Linked DNA regions of Homo sapiens: all the other regions are linked to region 1. The links are chromatin loops, found by intact Hi-C in ENCODE. Cell type or tissue: IMR-90. All regions are shown on one strand. Each heading gives the region's core, and the rest is flanking DNA. Links, peaks and the distances in the headings are about the cores only. Region 1 has its middle 8.4 kb from the start of VGLL4. Region 2 has its middle 47 kb from the start of SLC6A1. Region 3 overlaps TAMM41 (TAM41 mitochondrial translocator assembly and maintenance homolog). Region 4 overlaps HRH1 (histamine receptor H1).

Evidence for each region. A loop is a pair of places that touch in the nucleus more often than their neighbours do. Peaks named below come from ENCODE experiments on the same cell type or tissue, not always from the same donor. Only the 100,000 strongest peaks of a DNase experiment are listed, where the experiment ranks them.
Region 2: a loop joins it to region 1, with 13 times the contacts of the local background. A loop is called at or near these places in 7 of 110 quality-filtered maps.
Region 3: a loop joins it to region 1, with 4 times the contacts of the local background. A loop is called at or near these places in 20 of 110 quality-filtered maps.
Region 4: it touches region 1 in a loop (11-fold over the local background); 6 of 110 quality-filtered maps call a loop at or near these places.

The regions. Positions count from the first base shown.
Region 1 is chr3:11,648,566-11,656,058 of GRCh38, forward strand. It overlaps a transcript of VGLL4 not described here. Among named protein-coding and RNA genes, the nearest start is that of VGLL4, 8.4 kb to the left of the region's middle. In IMR-90, for the core only: a CTCF peak has its summit at 3,569 (motif pointing left); a DNase peak (open chromatin) is centred at 3,536; H3K27ac peaks cover 282 bases.
Region 2 is chr3:10,942,382-10,949,874 of GRCh38, forward strand. No RefSeq gene overlaps it. Among named protein-coding and RNA genes, the nearest start is that of SLC6A1, 47 kb to the right of the region's middle. In IMR-90, for the core only: a CTCF peak has its summit at 3,476 (motif pointing right); no DNase peak of the experiment used is centred there; H3K27me3 peaks cover 263 bases.
Region 3 is chr3:11,830,695-11,838,187 of GRCh38, forward strand. All of the region lies in intron 3 of TAMM41 (TAM41 mitochondrial translocator assembly and maintenance homolog), which reads right to left. Among named protein-coding and RNA genes, the nearest start is that of TAMM41, 12 kb to the right of the region's middle. In IMR-90, for the core only: a CTCF peak has its summit at 4,541 (motif pointing left); no DNase peak of the experiment used is centred there.
Region 4 is chr3:11,156,483-11,163,975 of GRCh38, forward strand. All of the region lies in intron 1 of HRH1 (histamine receptor H1), which reads left to right. It overlaps LOC124909345 (a long non-coding RNA gene), which reads left to right. Exons shown (of 2, transcript XR_007095817.1): 2 at 2,456-5,286. Among named protein-coding and RNA genes, the nearest start is that of HRH1, 5.7 kb to the left of the region's middle. In IMR-90, for the core only: a CTCF peak has its summit at 3,279; a DNase peak (open chromatin) is centred at 3,169; H3K27ac peaks cover 1,270 bases.

The sequences.
Region 1 (7,493 bases), core at 1,291-6,290:
GCTTTTATACATCTAAAAACACCAAAACCAAGTAAAGGCAAAATACAAAACTGAAGAATATATTTGTGTCATATATTACAGTGAAGGATAAATGTTCTTGGTATTCAAAGAACATTTAAAAATAGAAAGAACAAAGGAAAAAATTGAAAAACCACTTGATCTGAATAACATTTTTTAAGAGCATGAGAAACAAATGGCCAACACATTTTTGAAAAACTATTCAACCTTACTAATAATCAAAGAAATATAAATTTTAAGTGATTTTCCAGCTACCAATTTAACAAAAAGACTTTTTCAATCTTATTTCTTGCTGGTGAAACAGGATGCCATTGGAATCTTTGCTCACTGCTAATGCAGTATAAACAGATAACGCCTGTGTATAAAGCAGGTTGGCACACACTAGACTGTTTTATGAAAAATGTCCATGCCTTTGTCCTTGCCTTGGACTCTACTTCTAGACTTCTGTCTTAAGAAAATAAGATTTGAAGAGTTTCATAAAGATGCTTATCATACAGCTATGTGTAAAATGAAAACCTGAAAACCTAAAGTCCAAATAAAAGGATGCATTAAAACCGTGGCTTATCGATGACAGACTATTACGCAGCCATTACAACACCTTCAATAATCTATAATGACATGAGGAAATGCTATGCTATATACTGTGTGACAGTACTACATTTGTTAACTGAAAACAATAAAAATCGGATATAAAACTAAAACACACATTATTCACCAACTGTGCTAATGTATTTATGAAAACATACATATATATATAGGAAAAAGTATACATTAAAAAGACTGGAAAGTATTCCAAAATGTTAATAGTGCCCATCTTTGAATGGTGGGCATTTTTTCCATTTTCCTGAATTTCTAACTAGCCTACAAATAGTTTATTCTTCCTATAATGAAGATGCGGATAAGGAAAGTTCTTGATTTTTAAAAAGCAGCAACACAATGAAATAATATTCCCTGGTGAGACATAAGCAATGGATATGTATATCTTATTATAGCTTACATATCTCATGATATCTCCTTTTGATTTGGGTTTAACAACTTAAAAATAATAAGAATCCAAACATTTCTTTAGAACTTTGGAACATTCAAAGATGTTTAAGATGGGGTATCTGTCTCAAAGAGCAAAATTGACAGAGACAGCTCTACACTTGCAGAGCTTATAGACATGTGTACGTGCTTTTTATCTTCTACTGCTTACTAATTATGTCATATGTCAGTACCAATTCCCCCAAACTAGACCATAAGCTTCTAGAGGGAAGGAAAGCTAAGCCTCAGTCCTTAGAGTAAAACTCCCCCACAGCACACAAGTGCTCTATTTGGTTTGGTTTGGTTTGGTTTGGTTTGGTTTGGTTTGGTTTGGTTTGGTTTGGTTTTTTTGAAACAGGGTCTCCCTCTATTGCCCAGGCTAGAGTGCAGTGGCTCAATCACAGCTCACTGCAGCCTTGACTTCCCAGGCTCAAGTGATCCTTCCAACTCAGCAGGACCACAGGTGCATGCCACCGTGTCTGGCTAACTTTTTTTTTTAATCATTTTTTGTAGAGACAGGTTCTCACTGTGTTACCCAGGCTGGTCTTGAACTCCTGGCCTTAAGCCATCCACCCGCCTCGGTCTCCCAAAGTGCTGGGATTACTGGCATGAGCCACCACGCCTGGCCCAATAAGTGCTTTATAAATGTTAATTATGGTTGTGCCTCAGCATCTTTGTGGAATAATGGCAATATGACGATAGAAGAAAGCCCAGGCTAATTACTAGGCTGATCTGTTTAATTAGCTAGAGGTTTGACTACCACTTTAGAATAGATCACCAAAACTGCGAGCTGTGTAATAAAAGCCAAATACTCTTCTATTTAATATCAGCCTGTGGAAAGAAAAGCCAAATGATCAAAATCACTCCCCAGACATTTATTTAAAATAAAATGCTTTCATTTGAGCACTTGAAGAGAGGGGAAAGTTTTAATGTTAAGTCTAACATAACATCTCCAAATACCACATTAGAAAATATGAGTAACCCTACTGCGCTATCTGTTTCCCCTACTGGGTTCCGCTGTGCTCTTCCTCCCAGGGTTTCAAGTAAGCTGGATATTTAGTTAATACTTTCATTTTAAAGTGCTTTTTTTCTCTTCTTGCTACACATAGAAAACACACACACACACACACACACACACAGACACACACTTTAACCTGATGTAAATAATATTCAAAACAGACCTTACTAATAACAAGAAAATAAGTTTGACTATTCCTTGAGCTAAAGCATCAGTTAAACAATAAGTTGGAGGTGCAAAACTGTCATGTTTCAGAGGATCTCTAGGTCCGTCGCAATTTACCAGCACATTCCTCAGTGTACTAAGAACAGTACCAATGATGATGATGATGGTGGTGTTTGTAAAACACTACACTGGTCAACACATTTTTGCTTCGTAATCTACTTAATTTAATTACTAAGACAAGGTTGTAAGAAGGAAAGCATAGAAAAGGGTTTAAGGGACCAGGCGCGGTGGCTCACGCCTGTAATCCCAGCACTTTGGGAGGGCGGGTGGATCACCTGAGGTCAGGAGTTCGGGACCAGCCTGACTAACATATTGAAAACCCATCTCTCCTAAATACAAAAAAATTAGCCAAGTGTGGTGGCAGGTGCCTATAATCCCAGCTACTTGGGAGGCTGAGGCAGGAGAACTGCTTGAACCCAGGAGGCGGAGGTTGTATTGAGCCAAGATTGTACCATTGCACTCCAGCCTAAGCGATAGAGTGAGACTCAAAAAAAAAAAAAGAAAGAAAGAAAAAGAAAGAAAAGGGTTTAAGGTAAAACCTAGCATTGAGTAATAAAAAAGGAAGACTTAAGAAACCAAACTTTCTTTTCTTTTAAACATTGTTTAGAATGCAAATTCCTTAAAGGCCTAGCTGAATTACCAACCCCCCGCCCCCACCAAGAACCATTAGCTAGGATTAATCTCTTCATCCTGCATTATTTTAGGTTTATTCTATACTTCATTCTAAAACAAAGCAGACTATAAGATAGTTTCTGTGTCTGTCCCCTACCATATTATAAAGACTGCTTTGTACACGGTAGGTCAACAACTAAGCTGCTGAGTTAAAGGAGAAACCAAAACAAAACAAACTTCAAATGCCTTAAATATCAATGACGTACAGTAAGTACCAGGGAGTAGCTGATTTAAAAAAAAAAAAAATCAGCGACATAAACCAAATATCTAATAAGCTCCCTTTGTTGTTACTTTCTTTTAAGAATTCCTAAATATATCATAAAATAGTGATTATTTATACAACTTGGGGCTGCTCAAGGATGATTTTTTTAAAAGGACAGTATTTTGTGGAATTTTTCACAAAAGCAAATATCATTAAACTATGTCTTAGATTTTATTATTTACAAAATACTACCATTTGTAAGTTAAAACACACTCAACTTCTATTAAGTAGCGACTGATCATTCTCTGTAATATAAGATTTTAACACAAATCTATGGACTTTTCAAAAACTTTAAATGGGTCTTCAGATCATATTTAAATTTTCAATACAACACCACCCTCTAGGGGTGAACTTTAAATTACAAAGACCATTTTGAAAAAGCAAACTGCAGAATTCGTGCTATTCTTGCCTGATGTGCATTATATTTCAAATACAAAAATAAACCTTATTTTATTTAATATTAAAATTCATAGAAAATATCTTTTAACAAATAGTTTAATTCTTACTAAACTCTGCAAAAGTTAAAACAAAATACAAAATCAATTAAATTGATGCCAAGTGATTAAATAGGAAATGTGCTTTCACATAAATTTAACCTTAATAATCCTAAAAAGTGCAGACTGGGAATGGTGTTTTTTGTTTTTTTGTTTTTTTGACATGGAGTCTAACTCTGTTGCCCAGGCTGGAGTGCAGTGGCGCGATGTCTGCTCACTGGCAACTTCTGCCCCCCGGGTTCAAGCGATTCTCCTGCCTCAGCCTCCAAAGTAGCTGGGATAACAGGCACGTGCCACCACGCCCGGGTAATTTTTGTATTTTTATTAGAGATGGGGTTTCACCATGTTGGACAGGTTGGTCTCGAACTCCTGACCTCAAGTGATCCGCCCATCTCAGCCTCCCAAAGTACTGGGACTACAGGCTAAGGAATGGTGTTTTAAATAAATCAGAATAAATCAGTGCGAGGGAAGGGAATTTAATTAGATTAGCATCCCCAAGAAAAGAGAAATCTCTTGCAAAACACTTTAACTTGTTAGTTTTACAACTACTGTCTTACATGTTTGACAATACAAATATTTTCTTGCATGTTTACATACATGATTATTTTAGTGATTTTCGCTACTACAACCAATTTAGGTTCAGTAAGTCCCATTCAAAGAACATTCACAATTAAAACGCTATTCTGATATTCACTTTGTACCAAGTCATAATTACTCATAGATGTATTCCTGCAAGATTGACTAGAACTGACTTCCATGGTAAAAATAGAAGAACTGGAGAAAATGTCCCAAATATTCAACAACTGAAGGGCTAAGTTCGCTGCTAGCCCCAATGTGTGACCCAACTTCATTTCACAGGTCAGTCTGCCTGCACAGTGCTTCATTCATTATGCAGCACGCTAAGCACCTCCACAGTCATCCTTCCAACCAGTTAGGGTGCCGTCCAGGAAAGAGAAATCATGGCTGTTATTTATATAGGGAGAATTTTAATGTATCCCACCTCCACCTATTCCTTCTTCCAGTAACTACCCCCATAGGGTAACTTACTATCCTAACCTTTAAGAACGTAGATCAGTTGTATAACACTTTATAGAAAGAGAATCGTATGATGCTAGCTACTCTTGTGGCTGGATTCCTTCACTCCACATATTTTATGAGTGGTAGCATTATTTTTATGTGCAGTTGCATAGCATTCATTTGCATTGCTGTCTAGTACTCCATTACTCCAATATATCGCAGATCCTTCATTCTACCACTGATGGGCATTTAGGTAGTTTCTACCTGGGGGTTATTATAAATAGTGCTGCTATGAATATTCTAGTGTGTGTCTCTTATCAGCCTCGGAATGCATTTCTGTCGCACATGTACTCAGAAGCAGATACGCAGAAAGTGTATGTTCAGCTTAAGTAAATATTGCCAAATAGTTTTCCACAGCAGTTGTACCCGTTTATACTCCTACCAGCAGGGTATGAGATTTCAAGTTGCTCCCCATCCTTGCCAACAGTTTTCCAACTCTTTCATTCCTGTTATTCTGGTAGGTCTGGAGCAGCCACACTACGACTTTACTTCGCACTTCTCTGATGGACAGTAAGAACTCTGTGACACTTGTAGCAGGCAGAGGGATAGAATTCACCCGAGACAACACAGAGGGAAGGGCCCCGGCCAGAGGCTCTCAACCAAGGAGATTCTGCCCTCCTCAGGAGACATCTGGCAATGTCTGGTTATTTCAAATTTGGGGGTGTTGTTAACATCTAGTGGTTAGGAGCCAGGGATGCTGCCAAACATCCTACAATGCATAGGACACCCCCCACCACCACCACCACAACAAAGCATTATTTGGCAAAAGTGACAATAATGCCACAAATCAAGAAACCCAAATCAAGCAAATCATTATTGGGCATTTTCTCCTTAGCCAAATCATCATTCTCTGATACAGCACAAGAGGTCAATGTCCTATTGTCTTAAAATGTTATTTTTCCTAGAGTTGAGGGGATAGAAAGACAACAAAGGATACTAAGTGCCACACTCCATGGCACAGTGCATATCTTCTGCATATCCTGTTTCTTTCTCAGTTCTCGCGACAATGCGGAGATGAGGAAACAGATACCAAGCAGGCTCCTTGGCTCCTCTAAACTCACGCAAAGAGCAGCAGAGCTGGGACCAGAAGCTGTGATTTTCCACTGCACCCAGGGTCTTACTTTTAACTAAAAATAAGGGGAGTTTTTAGAGTCCACAATTCCTGTTAACTTGCAAGGCATGAATTTTACCTTATTAGCTTTGCAAAAGGCAGGCAAATAAAACGAGGTATGAGAAAAAGATCATTTGCAATGTTAAGATTATTAACCTGCACCTGTAAGTATCTTAAAATATTTCAACAAATCCACCTTCCTCATCACACGGTGATCTCTTTGAAATGAAACCCATACCATATTTTTCTTTGTCTATGCCCAATACCTGTAAGAGCAGGCATTCAACAGTTAACATGTCCTGGATTAATTACTGGCCTGAAACCCCAGTGAGAGAAGACAGAATCTTTATAAAACAAGCAGGTGGTTTAGATTTTATTTCATCACCAACACAACTATATTTAGTAACATTAACTAGAATAAACGGTTTTTGTTGAAAAATATTCAATTAAGTCAAATAATGGCCAATACCACAAAATTCTTTTTGAAATGCAAACAATTCAATTTTTCCAAGGATGAGTTTGCCAGCATTACCTTATCCTCCTGTGGATCTTCTATTTGAGGCTTCTATTTGTGAGGCCATTGGCATTATTAGGGCCAACAGAAATCCACCCACTATTAGAGCAGTTTTGAACCGTGGCCATACATTACAATCACCCAGGAGGTTTTGAAAGCCATGGGTGTCCAGGAGGATAATTTGGTAAATCTGCAGTAGATGAATTTTGAATTTACACCCAGGAAATAACTACACTTAGCAGTATCGTTTGAAAATAGCTACCCACGTAATTTTTGCAAGCTCCCCTCCCCTTAGGGGTCAGGACCACTACCCTGGAGATTCTGAACTGAACTGAGGAGGGCACCTGGCTGCTTTTCATACCCACCAGAGTTCAACATCCCAATGAGTTAGTTGCTCGTGGGCAGGACTAGGGGGCGACGTGAGCCCACCTAACAAACAGCCTGGCTTCCTTCCCACAGGGATGGCACCACCTGGTCATTTGTATTTAAACAATTCCCATCTGCTTTACACAGAAGGGGCAAACCAAACCCACCACCCCCATTCTCAGCCTATCTTCTTAAATTATCAACACCCAGTAGCTGGAATAGGACTTGAAATGGATAAACCTACCAACACTTGACTGCAGTGAGCCCAGAAATGGACAAGGCAGGATTTCCTGTTTACCCCACATAGGGTGGGGAGTGCGGGGACTAAGGGGTCCTAAGAAGAGACAGCATTTGCCGGAGGAAACAGTGGGGTTTCCAGTTTGTGTCTGGTTCCGGCTGGTGGCGGGGGGTTTCTAGTGACTCGTCTCACTGCATAGGAGCCTGCCCTCAGAGGACGCAGGCAGGTGTCATTTCAGGCCTGTGTACTCCTCTGATGAACGGCCATCTCCCTCCCATTCACATCCGTGCTGTTTTGCCTTATCATTGTTTCCCCAGCACCTAACACAAAGCCTGACACTGGTGGGTGACCACTAAACATTTCTTGAAAGAACAAATGGGAAGGGAGAGCTCCAGAATCTAAGCTGGGAACAGAGGAAAGCGAGAAGCCTAAAAGAAGGAGCGAACTGAAGAATGAAGGAAGTCAGGAGGGAGCG
Region 2 (7,493 bases), core at 813-5,812, 710 kb before region 1:
AGCAGGCATATTCTGCTGAAAGTGGCCAACTTTGGAAAATTGAGTTCTTTCATGCATTCAGCAGCCCTTTACTGAGCAGCCACCATATTCTTTGTGTGGACTCAGGACTAACAGCCCCTTCCCTGGAGTGTTCCTACTCTTAGGAGGAGAGGTGTCCATACGCTTCTGGACAGGAGTAAGTTCACAGGGAGATGCTGTTCTGATTCTGACCTCCTGTTCCTAGCCGTCTTCCAGCCAGTTAGAGTTCTTCAGTGTGGCAGTGAGCAAGTCTGCCCACTCCTTGGGCCTCGGTTAGCCACTGGTAGAATGGCAAAGAAATGAGACCCAGAGAGGGAATGTGATTTGCCCAAGATTCCCCTAGAACTCTGTATTCCCATCTCATAATCAGTCCCCTGCACCATCTCAAGCCGTTAAAAAGCAAATGAGCTTGGGCCCCTCATTACCCATTAGGGAGAAAAGTCAGCCTTTGTTGCCAACTCTGGCCACTTCTCTCTCATTTTTAAATAATGCCCACTTTGTGAGGGATACTGGAAAGAGTAACACATGCAGCACTCTCTGAGCATCCAGCGTGGCTCAAGTGTCAGAGCCACTTCACAGGAAACCATATGGCAGGATGTGCCATGGACTGAGTGCTGGGGAAGTACTGCAGGCAGGAATAAGAACTGTTTATGGAGCACCTGCTGCGTTCCAGGGTCGTGCCTGCATTACCTCATCAGAGCCTCACAACAAATCTAAGAGGTAATTGTCATTAATCCCATTTTTCATAGGAGAAAACTAGAGTTCAGAACTGTAAATAATGTGCTCTAAGAGATACAAATTACACCTCCTGGCAAGTGGAGGAGCTGGGTTTGGATCCAGGTTTGCTGGATCTAAATAAGGCCCATGTGCCCAGCCACTTAACCAAGGATGTGGGACTTGAGTTGCACCTTGGGGGATGGGAAGACTTAGGCAGAGAAGGACATTTGAGATGAGGGAACATCCCGAGTGATGACAGAGGCTTTGGGAGAGCAGGGAACCAGGGTACTCCCCATTCACTGCAGCCTCCACTTTCTGGGCTCAGGTGATCCTCCCACCTCAGCCTCCTGAGTAGCTGGGACAACAGGTGTGTGCCACCCTGCCCAGTTTTGTTTTTTTTTTTTGTAGAGACAGGGTTTCACCCCAGTCTACTTTCTATAACCCCTCATGTATCTTCACCAATCTCTCTGGCAGAGCAAGATCAGGTAACACCATGCTTATCATGGAATGGCATCTGATGCTGGTCCCCCCACAGGACAGGAGCTTGGATGAACAAGTGCCCAGCTTGCCCCAGAGTGGGGAGCCATGGGAAAAGGAATACATAGGCATTGAAGACCTACTCAGTGCTGGAGACCATACCAGACACTTTCCTATGCATTACCTTGCCCTCAACTGCCTTGTAAGTTGGCATGGTGTTCACATTCTACCAGGAATGAGGAAACAGGCTCAGAGAGGTAGATTCAGCTACCCAAGGTCACAGAGCTGGAAAGTGGTAGAGCCGGGGTAACAGCCCAGGTGTGTCTGGCGCCAAGGCCCATGCACTTTCCACCGACCACCTGTAGTAGTCAGGCTTCTCTAGAGAAACTTCTCTAAACATTGGATAAAAATATATAGAAAGAGACTTATTATAAAGCATTGGCTCATGCAATTATGGAGGCTGAGAAGTCCCATGATTTACTATCAGCAACATGGAGACCCGGGAAAGTCAACAGTGTAGTTCCAGTCCAAACCCAAAGGTTTGAGAGCCAAGAGCACTGACGTGCAATGGCAGGAGAAGATGGATGTCCCAGTTCAAGCAGAGAAAAATTTTCCCTTCACCTTTTTGTTGTACTTGGGTCCTCAAAGGATTGGATGACGCCTGTCTGCCTTGGTGAGGGCAGGTCTTGTTTACTAGGTCTACTGATTCAACTGCTAATTTCTTCCGGAAACACCCTCACAGAGACGCGAGGAACAATGTGTACCAGCTATCTGCACATTCCTTAGCTCAGTCAAGGTGACACATGAAATTGACCATCACAGCACTGTTGGGAGCCACTGAGTGTCACCACAGCCATCAGCATTGAGAGGTTACTCAAGGCCATAGAGAAGCTATGGATGGTGGTGGAGGCCATGTGGGGAAGGTCTGAGGGTCTTCAGGGGCCTTGGAATGCCTTTGGTGACACTAGGGACCTCTGGAAACCTTCACAATTTCCCAGAAAACGATAGAAGGCCATGAGAGTTCACTGATAAAGACAAGGGGATGTTAAAGCCAGTGAGAGGCATTGGAAGTACCTGGGAACCCCCAGAGACCTGAAAGAGATGTTGCAAGGGGAGAGGGCCTGGAGACCCAGTAGAATTATGTGGAGCCATTTGGGAGTTACGAGAGACTGGGAGTGACAGGAGTATATGAGAGTCATAACGGCTACTGAAAAAAAAAAGGAGGCTCATTGGGGAGCATTAAGAGGTGCTGAGAGCCATCAAGAGTTATAAAAAATATCAGGGCTCTTGGTCATGACTGGGGGGTATTTTAGTCATCCAGAGTCCTAGGGAGTACTTGGGGTCACCTTGGGGGGCCCTGCCTGGGGGAGCAATATGCAGGATGTAGCCTTGAGGAAAGGGGAGGAGGGTAGCTCAGAAATGCTCTTACAGCGGGGCGCAGAGATGGGGGAGCTGGAGCCAACACGAATAAAGGGGCCGGATGCCCAGCTGCCATAGATGGAAAAGCCAGGCCAGAACTCCGCAGACCACGATAGGCGGCCGGCAGGTACATGATGGGACAAGGACTTTTTGACCTTGATCTTCCTAGGCTTGTACAGGCCTGAGTTTTCTTGAGATTCCCAACCTGGGTGTGCCAGATCCCCCATCTGGGTCTAGCCAACACTTGGCTTTTCTTATTCTCCTGGGAATTTTCTCTGCCGTTCTTTTCAAAGCCAACCATTCCTGAAGTGAGGAGGCTCTTGTAGCCCAGGCTGAGCCAGGAACTCAGCCCCCCACCAAAGGCAAAGGATTTAGGGGAAACCTAACAGAGGAATCTGGGCCTGAGCTCTGGGAGCCCCTGGTCAGATGATGGAGAGAGGGGCAGAGGACCGTGTAGAGTGAAGGCAAGTGTTATTTATTGAGCACCTACCATGCACCTCGGATGAGGTGGGTGTTTTCCATAATCCTCAAACCAACCACTGGAACTGTGATTTGTTCTCATTTTACAGATGTGCACACAGGCTCGGAGAGCTAAAAGGAGGAACTTGCCCAACATCACACAGGCTGTGCCGGAATTCAAAGCCAGGTGGATCAAACCCAGAATTCTTGGCTTTTTCCCTCTATACCAGGCAACTATTGGCTTGGCCCAGGTCTCTAGCAGGGAAGAATGAGCCCTGAGCCTTCCTGCCCTTATCCACTCTCCCCCACCCCCACCCCTCCATCCCAGTCCTGGGCTCAGAGGGGCCTGTGGCTGGCAGATCCAGGCTCTGTTAGCAGCAAGTCAGCCACCAGGTGGCGCTGCTGCTAAACCCAAGCCCCCTCCCTGTGGTCCTGGCTCAGGCCAGTGAGGTCAGGACTAGAGCTGGGACCCCACAGTTGAGACTAGAGGATCCAGAGGTCTCACTCTGGGTGCCCAGATGGGGGACAGAAAGGCTGCCCTTGTCAAACGCGCACAATTCATCCTTCTCACCCTGCCCCATCCCTAGCTCACGTTTGCAGCACTACCCTAACAGCCAGAAGTGAGGGTTCTTAACTCTCTCACTCCTTTGCTGTGTGACCTTGGGCAAGTGACTTTGCCTCTCTGACTTCAACGTCCTCTTCTGTACAAGTGGACAGAATAAGCCACTCAGGGGTGCCGAGAGGATGAGATGAGATGATGGTGTGTGTCAAGCGTCCGGCACACAGGGAGAACATGGCTCTCCCAGTGAGCCTCCTTCCTCGGGTCCATGGTCAGAAGGGCCCCAGCCGGTGTCAGGAGACCTGCACCCTAGCTCTGAATTCGCTGTGTGCCTTCAAAAAAGACATGCTGCCTCTCCAAGTCTCGGTTTCCTCATCTGTAAAGTGGCACTAATCACAGGAACTTTCTTTTTGGTTATTCTGAGGATGAAATGAGAACATGGCTATATGGCATTTGTTTTATAAAGCCCCACATGATCAGGAAAGGTGATTATTGAAAGCATTTCTGCAGCAGCTTTCAGGGGGTGGGATTGGGTGAATGTGTAAATAGTGGTGAGGTGGGAGAGGTGACCGGGCACATGGGACAGGCTGCGGGTTTTGCTCTGTGTACCTACAATGACACAGGCCCCTTGTGCCACACCCTACTTGGCATCTTCCCGGCCATGCCCCAAGCCCCTATCTTGCTCCATCTATCCTGGAGTCTTGCCCCAACCCGTTTAAACACAAAAATGTCTGAGTGCCTGCACGGAACAAAGACGAGAGGCAGAACACGGAAATGTCGATTGTGATTATCTCTGAATGATAAGGTTTGGGCTGATTTTTATTTTCTCCTTTTTCTTTTATTTTTTCTGTACCATCTAATTTTTTTTTAACAAAGAACATCTATTGCTTTTATATTCCAAAAACCAGAATCAATAAAGCTATTTTTAAAAATCCTTTCCTTGCCATCAAGAGGTTGGTTATAAATGAAGGCTCCAGAGAAAGAAACAATGATTCTCCTGTGGCTGGAAGATGTGGCCAGAGGGAGATGGGAGGGGAGAGGAGGCGTCACCACGTAAGCTGCCTTCAGTCCTGTCTCCAGCCTCCCCTGGGAAGCCAAGGAAGAGGCAGATGCAGCAGGACCCCTCCTCCGGGCCACAGAGCTCCCCGTAACATTTATGGGCCAGCATTCCAGGGGCCTTGAGCTTGCCGCTTGTCTCTGGGAGCTCGTCATGGTTGTTGAAGGAAGAAGGGAGCAAACAAGCCAGGAAGCCATGCTTGGTGAGGGCTGACTATGAACTAAGTGCTGCCACCTCTATTAACTCATCAGACCTCCCTCCCCACACTCCCCTGTTGAGGGAGCTGGGATTATCAGCCCAGGTTACAGATGAGAAAACTGAGATATGAACTTACATATCTGACTGCCTTCTGGATCTCTCCTCTTGAACATCCATTCAGCATCTCAAACCCAATTTTCCCAACTGAATTCACCTCCTCCAATCCTTACCCCCGCCCAGCCTATTCCTTCCTATCTCAGTAAGTGACACCGCTGTCCAACCACTTCCTTTATTCGGCAAATATTGATGGAGCATCATCTATGGCCCTGCCCTCGGGGAGCTCGCACTCTCGCCAGAGGAGACAAGAACACGGACATTTTGGAAAGTAAAATTATGCAGTGTGACAGAAGATGATAAATTATCTGGCTAAAAATAAGGTAGGGAAGAGGTATAGGAAGGGTCAGAATGGGGAGGTTGGAATTTTAAACAGGCTGGTCAGGGAAGGCCTCATGGGGAAGGTGAAGGAGGGCGGCGGTGGCTGTCCCAAGAGGAGCATCCAGGCACAGAGATCGGTGTGTGCAAAGGCCCTTGGGTGGGCGCTTATCTGCAGTGTTCCCAGGCAGCTAGGAGGCCAGGGTTGCTGATGCAAAGTGAGCAAAGGGCACTGGTGGAAGGGGAGGCCAGAGAAGTGGTGGGCAGATCACAGAGAGCCCCGAGGCCAGTGCAGATGTGCAATGAGGATGAGTGAGGGTTCTCAGCAGGAAAGGGACCTGCTCTGATTCCTGTTTTAATAAGGCCCCTCGGGCTGCTGGCAGGGGCTTGGGTGGAAGCATGGAGACCAGGGAGGAGGCTGTTGTCCTCCAGGAAAGAGATGATGGTGGCTGTACCAGAGAGAAGGGGATTCGGGATCTGATTCTGGGTATATTTTGAAGGTAAACCAGCAGGGTTTCCTGGTGGATTGACAGAGAGAGGAGTTGAGGATGACTGAGGTTTGGGGCCAACTTGTCAAGCGAGAAAACCTCCTCATTCCCCGCATTCAATCCACCGGTGAGTCTCATTGGCTCTTCCTCCTTTAAACCTCTCAAGTCCACTCACTCCCTCCACCCCAGCCACTGCTTTGACCTCCCATCATCCCCTGGACTGCTGTTGCCTCCTCCTGGCCAGCTTTCCCTGCCTTCTCCGCCAACGTGCCTTCCCCTCAACCCCTGTGGTGGGGCGGTTCATGCCTGTTAGCACTCATGGCAGACCTGAGCCAGAGCCCACCACTGTCAGGGAACTTCCCTTCTGCCTGAGAGTTACCACCCCAAAAGGAAATCAGGGGGCCAACAGATGGGGGATGATGCTGGCTCACCAAAAACCCACCATGTCCACCACCAGGGCCAGCTGCATGACAACCAGGCATCGTTCAGCAGGGAGAGGAAGGAGGCCCCAGGGTCGGCAAAGGCTGGGCCTTTGAAGAAGTTCATAGCTCAGCGTGGTCTCTGGCATCTCAAAGGTGTGGATCTGAATCATGGCTCTATCTCTTACACCATCTGGGTGACCTTGAGCAAGTCTCTTCACCTCTCTGAGCCTCCCTTTGCTCATCTGCAAATTGGAACCAATAATCTCTGAGCCTCAAGATTTTTGCAAGACCTGGGAGTTCCATTAGGGTGTTGGCTTACGTTAACCTAAAACAGTGCCTCCCAGGGCCTGATGGGCCCCCATGAAAGGAATGGACACAGCTTTGGAGCCAGACAGACTGGATTCCCATCCCAGCTCAGCTGAGTGACCTTGGGCAAACCTCTTCCTCTCTGAGCCTCCATCTCCTCCCCTGCAAAACAGAGCCCCCGTCTCACAAAAGAAGCAGGTGTACATGCACCCAGCACACAGTAGGTACTCAGCCACCATGCTAGAGAGTTTGGACTTCACCCTGGAGGCAGCTGGACCCATTGCTCCCACGCCCCACTTCCTGGGCCAGGGCAGCTGCAGGCCTGATGGGGTGTTTTTATCTCCAAGCCGCAGTGGGCTCCGCAGAGCTCGGCAGAGTCCCTGGGCGCATGGACAAAGAGCTGTTGTTCCCTCGAATCTAAAATTGCCTCCCTCTGATTGCCGCTATACAAACCCAGGCGGCTGCTCGCTTCCCCCATCCAGTTGGGTCTATTTCAAGAACACGCTGATTAGCGCTGATTGCGCCTTGATTGTGGCGGGCGCCTTGCCCAGCCCCCTCCCCGTGTGCGGAGTACATGCTCCTGCTCCCCCACCACGGCTCCTGCTGTCACCCAGGGGCCACCAGACCAGAAGACCGGGCGAGTGGTGCAGCACACATGAGCTAGGGTCCTCATTCTTCCTTTGGGCAGATGACCTTCCCTCTCTCAGATCTCTACTTCGTCCTCTGTAAAATCCTTCTGGGCTCAGAAGGGTATGGAATAAAATAGCATGTGGAGGAATGTGGCTTTCATGGTGGGCATTTAGACACTGTGACGGGTCGGTGGCCAGGGGAAGTGGCTCTTCAAAACACCCCATCACACACACACTTGGACACACATATGCACACACATGCAGACACACACACAAACTCACAGATGCCATTCATGCCTCTGGCTGCACTTG
Region 3 (7,493 bases), core at 1,470-6,469, 180 kb after region 1:
TAAAACAAAAACAAAAAAAACAAACACCTAGCCAGGCACAGTGATGCACATGTGTGGTCCCAGATACTCAGGAGGTTGAGGTAGGAAGACAGCTTCAGTCCAGGTGGTTGAGGCTGCAGTGGGTTGCAGTGAGCCATGATCATGACACTACACTCCAGCCTGAAAGACACAGTTGAGACCCTGTCTCAAAAAAAAAAAAAAATACTAAGAGCTTCAGTCTGTTCTGAGATTCTTACTTTTAAAGATTGCACTGCAGTTAAGAGATGTGTTCAAATGCCAACTCCATCTCTTACTAGCTCTGTGACTATGGGCATAATTCCTTATCAGTAAAATGGAGTAAATAACAGAATCAAGCTCATAAGGCTGCTAGAAAGATCAAGTGAGTTACTGCACACAAACCCTTCAGTGAAATGAGCTTCCTTGTGTGTGCTTCTCAGTGCACAAGGCAAGAGCTTCTCTGGGCCAGCGGTTCTCATCTTTAGCTAGCATTAGCTTCACCTGGAGAACTCGTTAAAATGTGTATTATCGGATGCAACTCCCAGAGTTCTGTTTCAGGAGGCCTCGGTGAGGGCTGAAAAATGTACATTTCTAACAAGTTCTTAAGCAATGCCCAGGGACCACATTTTGAGAATTACTGCTCTAAGGTGCATACTTAGCACTGTCAAATTGCTCTTCAGAGTGGTTATGCCAATTTACACTCGTACCATGATCTTTTAAAAACATCATACTGTTTCTGATTGACTTTCTATACAAAGTAAAGGGTCTAGAAGTCCCTTAATAAGGACTCTCATATGTCTAAAATATATCTACCATCTCTAAATCTTTTGGTACTATCGACACATTTTCTACCTATTCTAGAAAACAGGGCATAAGTTGCCTTTTATTTGTCAAATACAGATAATTTCTGACAAAATTAAGATAGCACATAAAAGACACACTATGAGAAACTCCAAAATAAATATTAGAAAGCAAGGAAAGAGGAGAATGCTGCAGTATTCCAAGGCATAGCTTCTTCTCTTCTAATTGTAAAAAACAGTATTATAAAACATATAACTATTATTTTATAAATCAGGCTTCAGAATCTGAATTCTTTTACCTTTTTTCCCTACTTTTTTCTAAGGGAGTATTTGTAACATACAAACATCATATATGGTAGGTAAGCCACTTGATTCAATAACACCCCCTCCTCCCTTACAATTCTGAGGACTTAATGGACCTTAATTAAGCCTTTCAGCACTTAGGTGAGTTTAGTATTACTGCAATCATCTGCAGAGAGTAACCCATGACCAGCCAGGAACATGACTTGCCTACAGTTGCATAATGAGTTGACAACAAAAATCAGGATCACATTCTTTTACTTGGCAAATTCAGCTCTAAATATTCTGAATTATTCTCATGCATTCATTTAGGGTTATATTCTGGTTAACTTATCTTGAAAGATGATTAAAACAAATTTTAAGGTCCTATAAAAACACCTATGCTTATTCCTTGAATAACTTTCCTAAACCTTATAGAGTTGGCTCTTCGTATCTGTGGGTTCTGCACCCATGGGATTCAACCAATCACAGATGGGAAACATTCAGAAAAACAAAAAAAAAAAATCCACAAAGTTCCAAAAAGCAAATGTTGAATTTGCTGCCACATGCCAATTACTACGTTGAAGGCAGGCGAATGATGTGAAGTGTAAGCACGGTATTAGGTATTAACAGTCATCCAGAGATGATCTAAAATATAAAGGAGGATGTGCATAAGTTATATGCTAATACTAGGCCATTTTATATCAGAGACGTGAATTCTGAGGGTGGGTGCAGGTCCTAAAACCAATCCCCATGGACACCAAGGGATGACAGTATTCCATACTGAATGATTAATCTAGGAGGGCAACTGCTTCATCTTACTGACAGAAAACTTAGGCCTGGAGGGGTTAAAGGGGTTAAAAGATTTCTCCAAGAGAAGTAGTGGCGAACTGGACCGGGATCCAGTCCCAGGATTCACCCAGTGCTCTTTCCACAACTCTGTGATGTCTCTCTACTTCCACATTCCCGTTCTTCATCCCCATTCATCACACATCCTTCTCAATAATTCTTCACCTCTCTGTTTTTGATGGCTTTTACAGAAGCCCAGTGAAATTAGAAGCTATTTTGAGATGCTAACAATTCAAAGATGCAAAGAAAAGACTAAGTCTTGGGAAATTTTCCCAGTTAACAAAATACCACTTGTTCTCCAAGGAAGTTGTTCTACATAGGCTGTAAGAAAGCAGTCTGTTTGCTATTTAAGATTAAGAGGATGAAAATAAAAGCATCCTTACTCAAAGGAAAAATGTCAGTTCGGAAGATTCTGCTACTGTGCTGATCTGGTTCTTCAATGAAAGGTGAACTAGGAACTTGTCTCAGCAGCACTGTTATTTGTTGTTCAGAGTGAAAAGCCAGTGAACTCTTGGGACACTGCCAGAGAGGCCTGGGAAAAAAAGAAAGTGCTCAGATTTGTGAATAGCTGTTTGTATCTTACTGGGAATGCCCCGACCTGAACTGCATAGATAACATTAGCACGACTGCCAGGGAGGAAAATCTTTACTGTAGAGAAAGGGGCATTGGCTTAAAGGGACTTTCAAAGGAGATATTTGTGAGTACCTTTCAAGACAGGAAAAAAGAGAAACTCACATGTGGGCTCCTCTAAAACTGTCACAAGGAGAGACTACTTGAATTGCAGAGTGAAATTTTAATCACAAAGACCACAGCCCTACCTACTGTTCAAATACTCAACCGCCCACCAGAACTTTTCCATTCCAAACGACCAGGAGGTTTAACTCTTCTAAATAGTCACTGCTTAAGGATGAAGAAGAAACGCTGAACATTAGAGCTGGATGAAACCTTACTCAATATCTACCTGCTGGACTCTGGGCTCTTCGAGGACAAGCAACATGATATCATTTTTAAAAATTCCTTTGGCATACACAGAGAAGAAACAGTTGTCTTTTGAATAAAGAAATGAATGACTCAATCTGTGCATTTCAAACGCTAGCGGCCCAAACATTTGCTTATAGTAGGGCAGAGCCAAAACTAGTAAGCCAGGTTTTCCAACTCCCAGTTTAGGGATCTTTTATAGCACTGGGGGTTTTTCTATCCACACAAAAAATTAATCAACAAAGCTGCAATATGGTGATAGTTGAACTCTGAATATAGTAAAAATCATTGAATTGTACTCTTTAAATGGTTGAGCTGTGTGGTATGCGAATTTTATCTCAATAAAGCTGTTATTAAAAAATAGGCCAGACAAGGGGGCTCATGCCTGTAATCCTAGCACTTTGAGAGGTTGAGGCAGGTGGATCCCTTCAGCCCAGGAGTTCAAGACCAGTCTGGGCAACATGGCAAAACCCCATCTTCACAAAAAAATACAAAAATTAGCTGGGCATGGTGGCACGTGCCTATAGTTCCGGCTACTCAGGAGGCTGAGATGGGAGGATTGGTTGAGCCCGGGAGGTCGAGTAAATTGTGTTCATGCCACTCCACTTCAGCCTGGGTGACAAAGCAACACTCTGTCTCAAAAATAAAATTAAAATAAAATAAAGCTACATTACTAAAAGGCAAAATATATTGCAATGAATACATTAAATCAAAATCCTCTTAACAAGGTGGCAAAAAAACCACTGCATGTCAATATAAATGTCTTAAAAACTCAAGCACAATTATTTATACACTAAAAACAATGTAAAATACAAAAATCCAAAATTATGTTAACTAAGGAAATAACTATTAATTATTACTTTAGAGGTTTCTTGGCTTAAAAAAAGTTTGGTCACAATGCTATATTAAACACTTTAAATTCCATGATTTTTTACTTGGGAAAATATTAGTAAACTCAGAAACTTAAGGTTGTACTGGAAATAAAAATAGGGTATTCCATCAATTATGAGATAAGTTAATGGTAAAGTATGATAAAAATTTAATTTACACTCAACTTTTCCCAGAAAGTCCATCTTTTTAAGCAAGATACTCAAATATATATATTTGGAGACATGGTCTTGCTCTGTCATCCAGCTTGGAGTGCAGTGGCATGATCTTGACTCACTGCAACCTCCACCTCCTGGGTTCAAGTGATTCTCCTGCCTCAGCCTCCCTAGTAGCTGGGATTACAGGTGCGCACCACCTCGCCTGGCTAATTTTTGCATTTTTTAGTAGAGACGGGGTTTCACCATGTTGGCCAGGCTGGTCTCGAACTCCTGACCTCAGGTGATCCCCCTACCTCAGCCTCCCAAAGTGCTAGGATTATAGGCATGAGCCACCGCACTCGGCCTATATCCCTTTTAAAGACTTGAATTACTAGTGATTGAGGAATTCTATTTCAATTTGCAAGATGCAAGACAATTCTGGGGCTTTAGACAATGTAATTTAATGTGATTCCTTTTAAAACACAAAGATAAAGAATTCATACTCATATTCTCATAATTCTTTCTTAAGATATTTACCCAACTTTCTTGTCCAAGATACTACCACCCTCTTTTCATTAGATTTGTTCAAGTCTGATTAATATTTGCTGCCACCTAGAGGCACAGATAGTTTGTTTAAAAATCATCATTCTGGTTAACAGTGATTTCCACATGTTGAAAATTGGGAGCAAGGTAGAAGAGAGAGTTAATTTGCCCATTTATCATTCTCAATTAAAAAAAAAATATGTTCATCACTTTCAAATGACTTTATGATACCCTAATTTTCTTGTGCTAGAAGCATTAAAAGCCTTAGAAAATAATCATTGCTATCAGTAACATTTTCTTCTCCAAGTCAGCTGAGAAATGCAGAGTTTTGCATGAAATGAGCATGGGTGCTACTACTTGTCTTGAATTGCTGTTTTTGTTTTATAAGGATATAACAGTTAGATAAAACCTGAGCTCATTTCCAGTGCTTACATTCTGAGATTTCATGGCATTTCAGCTTTCTAAAGCCTTTTTTAAAATTTTGAAACATTCTAAGCATAAAGTATAATACAAAGAACAATACAACATTTTAACATTCAATTTCATTTCTATCTCAAAATAACTGAGATAAGCAAAGGCACAGAGAGAAGGCAAAGACCATTTTCTGAGTGTCTACTAAGTACCAGGCATTTCAGAACCCTCTGAGGTCAGCGCCATCAGACTCATCTACAGATGAAAACACCCCGAGGCTTAGGGAGACTGTCAGTGGTGCAGGGTCACAACATTAGGAAGCATCAGAGCTGGGATTCTAACCCTACATCTGTTAGATTCTGAAACACTGAGTTCTTCCCAGCAGTACTACTCTGCTTCCAATATTCCTTTTCCTTTTTTTTTTTTTTTTTGAGACTGGGTCTCGCTGCGTCACCTAGGCTGGAGTGCGGAGTGCAATGGCACGATCTTGGCTCACCTCTGCCTCCCAAGTTCCAGCGATTCTCCTGCCTCAGCCTCCCGAGTAGCTGGGATTACAGGTGCATGCCGCAACGCCCAGTTAATTATTGTATTTTTAGTAGAGATGGGGTTTTGCCATGTTGTCCAGGCTGTTCTCGAACTCTTGGCCTCAAGTGATCTGTCTGCCTCAGCCTCCCAAAGTGCTGGGATTACAGGCATGAGTCACTGCACCCAGCCCTGCTTCCAATTTTCAATACCTTTGTGGACCTTTATTCTACAGATAACTGAAGTTCAGAAAGATAAAACAAGATGCCTAAGTTTATGTAACAGCTAATAGGTGGCAGGACTGAATATGACTCAAGGCTTCTAATTTCATGTCCACTATTCTTCCCATCAAGCTATATATTATGTTTTTGTTTGTTTGTTTTGAGACAGAGTCTCGCTTTGTCACCCAGGCTGGAGTGCAGTAGCGCAATCTCGGCTCACTGCAACCTCCACTTTCTGGGTTCAAGTGGTTCTCCTGCCTCAGCCTCCCGAATGGCTGGGATTACTGGCGTGTGCCACCACGCCTGGCTAATTTTTGTATGTTCAGAAGATCTGGGGTTTCACTATGATGGCCAGGCTGGTCTCGAACTCCTGACCTCAAGTGATCCACCCGCCTCAGCCTCCCAAAGTGCTGAGATTACAGGCGTGAGCCACAGTGCCTGGCCCATCTTTTGTATATTTAAAACAAACAAACAAAACAAAAAACAAAACAAAAAACCCTTGGAAATAAAATATTTACAAATTTCCAACTGCTCAGTTATGAGCTTTACTAGTCATCCAACTTAGAAATGAGAAATGTATCTGTATAGACATGAAATTTCAGTAAGCCTATCATTTCTGGACTTTAAAAAATGTTTTTAATTAAAGTAAAAGTTACAGTGAAGTGCACACATCTTAAGGGTACAGTTTGATAAATTTGTCCATGTGTATACCTGTGTAACCCCTGCCCGGATCGAGTATTTCTGGACATTTTAAGGAGCTACACTATGAAATTGTAAGCCCAGGTGCAAAGCAGGAGAATCCAGACAGCCCATGCACATCAATAAAGAGATGTTTATGACACAAACCAGTGAGCTAAGGCTATGGAAATCTGTCATTTTTCCCATAGATAGCTACAGAAGCAGCACATCACTGTTGGGGGAGACACTCGAGAACAATCTATCGGCCTCTTGTGGAGCCTGGGACCCTCTCACGCACAGTGAAAATCTTCCTTATAGTAGGAAGTGTGAGATTAGCAACTGTAAATATTTAACACAGTCCTCAAACTATGGAAAGACCCTTTCTCAGAGCACAGACTGATTATCTGGAAAAAAAAAAAGAAGAAAGAAAAGTGACATTGCAAATACTTGTTAAAAGTTTAAGTTCTCTCCCACTTTTTTTTTTTCCTGTTTTGTGTTTGTTTCCTGTTTCTACTAAAGCCCAGGGAGAAGCCGACTCCCCACAGCCTCCTCTAGCTGTGTCCCAAAAGAGCTAAGACAATAGAGAAAGCATCACCACTGGCCTGAGAAAGAGAATAAAAGGGATGGGAACACCAGTCCCTTGGAATGACTACTTGGTGCATTCATTTATTCAATGGTTACTGAAGGATCCCACGACTCAGGCACTGCCCTTGGGACGCATCAGTGGACAAACGGTGCCTCCATGATACATGTCCTAGCAGACAAGGTGACTGGGTGGTGCTAAGGGAGGCTCCACTGAGGCACCAGGCACCTCCTCTGCCACCCTTCCCCCAAATGGGTCAACTTGGAGCCCGATCCAGTCATTGGAGAATCTTGAGGGGGAGGGCAGCAGGAGGGAGAGTGGACTGTGACCCGGCTTCTACTCCCAGCACTTCTGACACCAAATGTGGGTGTCACACCAACCAATTCTCCAGCCCTCCAGACACCAACTGAGTGTCCTACAACTGAATTCGATTCTGACCCTAGCTACCTGGAGTCAGAGTCAGATCCCACAGGTTATGGGCTCAGTTCCACAAGCCTCCCCCACTTCAGACACCAATCACAAGTCCAGGCTGCCTGTACTCTGATCGTTCACTTGAAAGGGATGGGGGCTACTTCCCCTCTCCTCTGGTTTCATAATTTGCTAGAAT
Region 4 (7,493 bases), core at 1,162-6,161, 490 kb before region 1:
AATGAAGGAGTGCCTGGCTTTTCCTTAGCAGAGAAAACACATAGCAAAGACATCAAAAGTGTGGGATTCTGGAGCTCACCTGTTGGGGTTCACATCTCAGCACTGTTGCTTATGAGTTTTGTGGCCTTGGTCAAGTTGCTACACGTCTCCGTTCCTTGGTTTCCCCATTTTTAGAATGGGGGTATTCCTGACACCTTCTTCACTGCGTTGGTAAGAGAATTAGGTGTGTTCATGTGCATAAAGCACTTCAGTGGTGCCATGTAATAGCTAAAAGTGTTAAGAGTCCATTGTTGTTGTTGCTATTAAGGCCAAACAATCCCAGCTCTGTATCCTTTCTCTGCCACCTGCAAATTGCCCAGCCTCTGCAGGCTTCTTGTTTTCTCATCTGTAAAGTGAGAGTAGGTCTGGTTAGATGTAATGTGTGCCCCAAAGTCTTACTGCAGTCTCAAGCTTTAAATAGTCTGAGACTTGAAGTCTCAGTGTGGACCTGTATAAACTTCTGATACTCTGCTAGACACTCAGCAAACGCTGGCCATTGCAACGAGTGTCACTAGTGTGGATGATATTGCTGCTACGCAGTGCAGCTTGAACTTTGTGCTCTGGCTTTGTTCTGACGAGCATGGATTTGGGACAGTTTTCAATCAGCTGTTTTCTAGAGGGACAGAAAGCTTAGGGTTGGAACCCCAGCTCTTGCCCTTAGAACCGAGAGACCCTGGGCATCGGCTTCCTTATCTGCAAAATGGCCATTCGTTCGATTTGCCAGTATCTGTTTCTCAGGATGAATGTCAGGATGGAAATGTGGAGAAAAGAAGGAAAAAAGCAGATGGTATAAATTGCAAAGAATTACATACAATTGTAAGTAATTCTCATTAGCATTCAGGCCGGGAATTAGCTATAATTGCTCCTGATCCAAGATGTTTTATCTGAAAGATGTACCTGGCAGAGGATCATTCAAGCCCCAGTCACCTGCTGCCCTCCCTTTCACAGTGACGCTGAGCATTTCTGAATCTCGGGATGTAATTATAATAAAGCTCCCATATCTCATTTATAAGTGACTCACTTCTGCCATTAATGGTTGTAGAGGACTAAGACGCATACTCTTCGGGAGCAATGCTGCTGATGCTGTCGGAGGGGGGGCCAGGATGCCTTGCCTCTTTTATGCATTCGTCCTCACTGCTGTAATTCTCCAGTGATAATGCAGGGGGATCACATGGGCCAGGATCGAAGCTGACAGCTCTCAATTTGTGCAACAGCTTGGATGGCAAGGGCCATTGAAACTTGTTGTTGCCAGCAGAATGCATGTTAGAAACTATCACATCCCAACAGAGGAATGAGCAGAAGAGGTTGAGGAAGCTGCCCCCAGGGAGTACTTAAAAGCACAGACTCCAATGTCCAACAGACATGAGTTTGAATCTTAGTTCTGCCAGTGTATTTGTTGAGGTGTGATTTCTGGCTGTCTTTCCAACCATAATATCAGCTCTAATAGAGCAGGCAGCACATTTGTTTTATTCACCAGGACATTCACAGCTCCTAGCACGTAGAAGGTATTCATGAATGTCTACGGAATGGATGAATATGTGAATGACAAATTGCTTAATTGGGCCTCAGCTTTCTTATCTGTAAAATGAGGCTAATATAGCACCCACCTTACAGGTTGCTGTGAGGTCTGAATGAAGAAATGTTATGAACAGAATAAACATTCAGCAATGCCCTTGATGATAAATAGATGGGCATAAGCAAGCAAGTTGGCTTAGTCTGGGACATTTAACTTTTCTCCCACCCTTGGACCAACAAGGGACAAAAATACTAGTTGTAAGAATCTCCTGTATTTATACAGCACTCTGCAAAGTGCTTTCTTATCCATTGACTTCTAACAAGTAGGCAGAAATTATTATCCATGTTTTATAAGAGAAGAAACAGGTTCAGAGGGGTTGGTGAAATAAGTTACAGAGTTTAGAAGCAGCAGAAATTGGAATATAAATCCAGGTTGCTCTGATTTCTAAATAGCAGCTGTTACACTGAGCTTTCCATTGCCTTCTAGAGAGTGGAAGGTGTAGTATTTAGTCTTCCATGAACATGGTATCTCTCTACTTATTTAGGATATTTTTAACATCTTTAATATCTCGTGACATGGCTTCCTAATGTTCATTTTGTGTTTTTTATATCTTTTGTTATATATATTTCTATTATTTGATAATTTGTATGCTATTATACATTTTTGATAGAAAAATTCATGTTCTGTTGGTTACTTGTTGGAGAAATATGCTTGGCTTTTGCATATTGATTTTGTATCCAGAAATCTTGTTAAACTCTCTTACTAATTCAAAAAAATGTATTTGTAGATTCTTTTGAAAACACCATATACAATTGTAAGAGGTACAAATAACAGTTTTGTTTCTTCCTCTCTAATCCTTGTATTCTTTCCTTTTTATTCTTGCCTTACTACCCTTCTAAGACCTTAGTACAATAATGAATTGAAGAATGGCCGGGCACAGTGACTCACACCTGTAATCCCAGCACTTTGGGAGGCCGAGGTGGGTGGATCACCTGAGGTCGGGAGTTTGAGACCAGCCTGGCCAACATGGCAAAACCTCATCTCCACTAAAACTACAAAAATTAGCCAGGCATGGTGGTGCATGCCTGTAGTCCCAGCTACTTGGGGGAATGAGGCAGGAGAATTGCTTGAACCTGGGAGGCAGAGGTTGCAGTGAGCTGAGATTGCACCACTGCACTCCAGCCTGGGTGACAGAGTGAGACTCTGTCTCAAAAAAACAAAACAAAAAGACAGTGGACATCTTGCCTTTTACAGCTCTTATGGAAGAGCTGTCCACATTTGATAATGAGGTATCATGTTTACTCTAGGTTTTTGGTAGATACTCTCTATCAGATTAAAGAAGTTCCTTTCTATTCCCAGTTTGCTGAGTGTTTCTTTTCTTTTTAGTTATAAATGGAAATAGAGTTTTAACAGATGCTTGTTCTGCATCTGCCCAGATGGTCACATGATTTTTCTTTTTCAACCCGTTAACATGATGCATGACATCGACTTCTGCATTTCTGGAATAAACCCAATTTGAGTCATCCTGTAGCATCTTTATTTCCAGCTTATATTTACAAACCCTTTTGTTTAGGATTTTAAAATCATGAGTTCATGAGTGCTGTTCACCAGTGATTTCGTTTCTCATGCTTACTTTTCAGGCTTTGGTATCAAGGTTATGCTGGCCTCACAAAATGATGTGGGCAAGAGTCCCACTTTTCTGTTCTCTGGAAGAGATTGCACAAGATGGGCGTTGTTCTTCCTTGAGTGTTCAATGCAACTCACCAGTGAGGCCCCCAGTGGATGGATGCTAACGTGGAGGGTAGGGAGGAAAGCCAGTTTTGAAGGAGGAACTTGCTACCAATCAGAGGCTCAGCCTGCCTCTGGTGGAAGTAAACAGAGACTGCGAACCTGTCTGTCCTGAGTACCATGGGGAGAGCCCAGCCTTGGACTCTGGATGAGAGTTCTTCTAACCAGACATCCAGATGAAGGGGACTCAGCCTAGGGTGAAACCTTAATATCTGCTGAAGTCTCCATCTGCTTCTACAATTGCAGCTGCTTCAGACAGTATACCTGTATATTGTTACTTCCTGGTGGCCACAGATTGAGGGACAGTCAGATTCCATTGACCATTCCTGTGCCAGTTTTTAGGCCAGGCTCTCCTTCTCTGTCATGTTATCAGTTTTTGTGGAATCTCCATATTATGACCTAAGGGCCATGCCCCTTTCTGCCAATTCACCTTTTCCCTACCCCCAGGATAACTAGGTTTGAGCAATTTTCTCGGCTGGAATCTTGCCTCAGTCCTCTTTTTAATAAAGTGCCAGGCACTGTCCTAACTTGAATTATCTCTCTTAACTCCCTTAACAATGCTATGAGGTAGTTACTGTTATTCCAATTATTCAGATAGGAAAACAAGGTTTCTCACTGTCGTTAGTTTAATGGTTTCATATTTTAGACTAAATTATCGCTCTCTAACCTATTTGGGTTTTGAAGAAAGATAAAAGTCTAAATTAATTTTCCTTCTCACATACTTAACCAAGGTCCTCATCCTGTTCCCCTTCCTGTTTATTAAATCTTTCTTCCTTTCTTCCCCACCTTTCTTTCCTACGTCACCTGCAGCAGCACTAAATTACAATATATCTTTGGAGGCAGAGCCACCAAATCACACTCAACTCCAGGGAACACCATTTGCACAGTTCTGTATCTTGGGCCTCAGGGCACGTAACCTGGAAACCCAGTCATTGACAGTAGATCTCTTTCTGAACTGTCTGTTCTGATCTGTTGAACCATCTGCCAATTCTAATAACTGACTATCAGACAGGGCCATGGCAAAAAACAGAGGGCACATCCCAACTGGGTGATTGAGAAAGGTTTTGATAAAGAGCCTGTTACCTTGTATAGACCTTTTGGTCTGGTGAGCTAACATGGGATAGTGCAGTACCCTAGAGTATCAATGGGAAGAGGAGAGTTGTTTCTGCCTCCAAGTTTGGAGGAGCAAGAGAAGGGAATAAACACTCAATGTCATTCTCCTCCTGCCCTGCCTGTGGCCAAACCCAAGAGAAGGGAATAAACACTAAATGTCATTCTCCTCCTGCCCTGCCTGTGGCCAAACCCAATCAGAAGTGGGTGGACAGCAAGAGAGCCTTTGATGTGGTTCAGGGGCACAGAGCACAGGAGGAGGACCGGAGATCTGTGCCATGCTGGTTTGATGATTGTTTGTATAGGTTGTATTTTAATAGCTAACAGAGGCATCTGCTTTCTCTTCTTTTTTCATTTCTTTCAAACTTTTCCAGGCAATTTTCACTTGGTTTGCTCTTTCAAGAGTGTTCCTTTTATTTACTTGCTAGCTTTTCTTTGTTCCTGGAGAGAATCACTAATCATCATTAAATAAGTACATCCTGCTGCCCCTTGCCCTCGGCCCAGGTGAGGCACAATTCCACCACCAGCCCACACCTGTGGTCTGGAGAGTCTGTGGACGTGATTGTTGATCCCAGGCTCATATGGGAAGCCTGGTTTTCTTTCCTCTGTCCTTGGTGTCTGACTACTTGAGTGGCGGGGCCACCCTGATGAGCCTAACATGGGCCTCTGGTAGGGTCTGCATTCATAACAGAGCGCCTGGCACTTCATGGTGCTCACAAACCTTTGAATGGAACGGCTTTCCAGGCATCTTGAAAGTGGTAAGAAACACTGGGCAAGGATAAGTTATTTTCCCTGTTGTATCAGGAGCTCAATAAATATTTTTCAGTTGTTTATTGATTGATTCTCACAGCAGCGGGTTTCACCAAGCCTTGAAAACCTCCATTAACAAGCCAGGAACTCAAGATGGAGTTTTCTCCCACTGGTCTCTCCTGTAGGGGGCGGTGGGAAGGGCCGATAAATAGCACTCCTCTGCCCAGCCTGAGCTCTGTACCAATCGAGAATGAAGACAAAAGGCAAGACAAGGCAGCTGGAGAACAAAATGTCATGGTTATTACTAATCAGAGTGACAGTGGAGCGTGTGGGCTCGCAAATGCTGAAGGCCAGGATGGGCTGAGTTGCCCACTCAGGTACAGGCAGTGCTGGGCTCTGCAGGAGGTGGCCCCTCCCTGTCCTTCCTGGGAGAGAGTGGAAAGGACGCATGCTCCCTGCAGGCACGCTGGCTCCCAAAAGAAGGGACTGAGTTATACTTACTTACCTATTTCATCTCTCAGATTCACTCATAGATACAGTCACCATGCAAGGAACCAGGGGAGGAGCCATTGAGGAGCTGGGGAGAGCCCTGGGTTATAAGGTGATGATGCTCCCATCGAGTGGCAGGATATATGATGAATGGGCAAGAAGCATTTTCCTCTCCTTGGTGGGGGAGTGCGGGCAAGGGGGTTGGGGCGATCCAGAGGTCCCTAGCACCTGCTATTATCTGGACCAGCAGGGTATGGGAGAAATAGCCCCTGACCTTTCTGACCCTCCTGTCCTGATGACTGATGAAAAGAAGTACTGTCTGTTGAGAAAGCACTCCAGGGCTTTCCATTTGTGATGTCACCCAGTCCTCAACAGCTCTACGAGATGCATATTCATGTGCCCATTTTATAGATGAGACAACTGAGGCTAGAGACATGGAGTAACTTATGCTAGAGTGTAACTGGGGAGACCAGTAACAAGGCTATTGCTGTCATCCAGATGGGAGAGGACAGCCCCTTGGACTGGCAGTGGCCAAGGAGAGAAACAGACAGATTGAGACTGGTGTGGAGTCCATGCTTAGGACTGGACAGGTGGCTATGTGTGGTGAGGCTGAATGAGCTGTTACTAGGAGGCAGGGTTAAAGCAGTGTCTTGGGTAATTTGTGGTTATTCTTGGGTTTTGTTTTGTTTTGTTTTGTTTTTTGTAAAATAGACATGACCCTCCTAGGCAAAGATTATTCAAAGAATTAAGAATTCCACAGGCACCACCACATCTGCACATCTTAGTGGAGCTGAAGCTGCTGCTCACTTGCTCTGAATTGGAAGTGCTAGCTGGAGCATGCTTAGGGGGAATTAAAATGTGCAGACCTGGAAGAGGTCTAGTTGGGAAGGAGATCCTGAGACAGCCTCCCCCACTGCCTTCTTGCCCTTCTGATCACCTTAGAGGTGGTCACTGCTGCATCCTGCTGCACCGCGTGTTTCCCGAGCTCCTCCCCACTGTGCATCACCCCATCCCAGCCTCAACGTAGGCCTCCTCCTCCTTCTGCACACCCAACACAGGCTTCTCTACCTCCAGGCAGCCCCCTTCTATCCCCAGAGGTCCCTTTCCGAGGGACATATCTGACCATTTCACTTTCCTGCTTAAAATCCAGTGACATCCTCTGCAGCCATTAAATAGAAGGAAACCTGAATTTTACCATCTGGAAAGATGTCCCTGATAAATGCATTGGACAAGAGCAAGTGGCAGAATGACCTGGCCAGCCTCAGAAGGCAGGGAACAGTGGTCAAAACATGGGCTTGGAGGCTGCAATGAGTTTGAACCCGAGCTCTACCACTTAGTCACTGTATGACCAGGAGCAAGTTCTGAATTTCTCTGTGCCTCAGCTTCCTCATCTGTGAAATGGGAATGATAATAGTCCTCTCCCCTATAAGGTTGTGAGGCCTCACCCCTATAAGGCTAATATGTCAAATGTGCTAGTCCAGTGCTGCTCCTAGTAGCATCCAATAAACACTAGTTATTACATTAGCATATAAGTACATGTGAACACATATAATCATAGGTCACATCGATGCCTAAGATTATATGTGTTCTCATGTATTTATATACACCTCTCTCTCTCTTTTCACCTCATTCTTCAGGACTCAGAGGTATTCTCTTCCAGGAAGTCTTCCCTGAATACCCCCCACCCCTAAGGCTGGATTAGGATCCTTCTCTGGCCTTACAACACCCCCAGACTCACATCTTCCATACATGTCCTTATTGTCACCATCGGTCCCCCCATGGCTGTGAGCAGCTTGAGGAC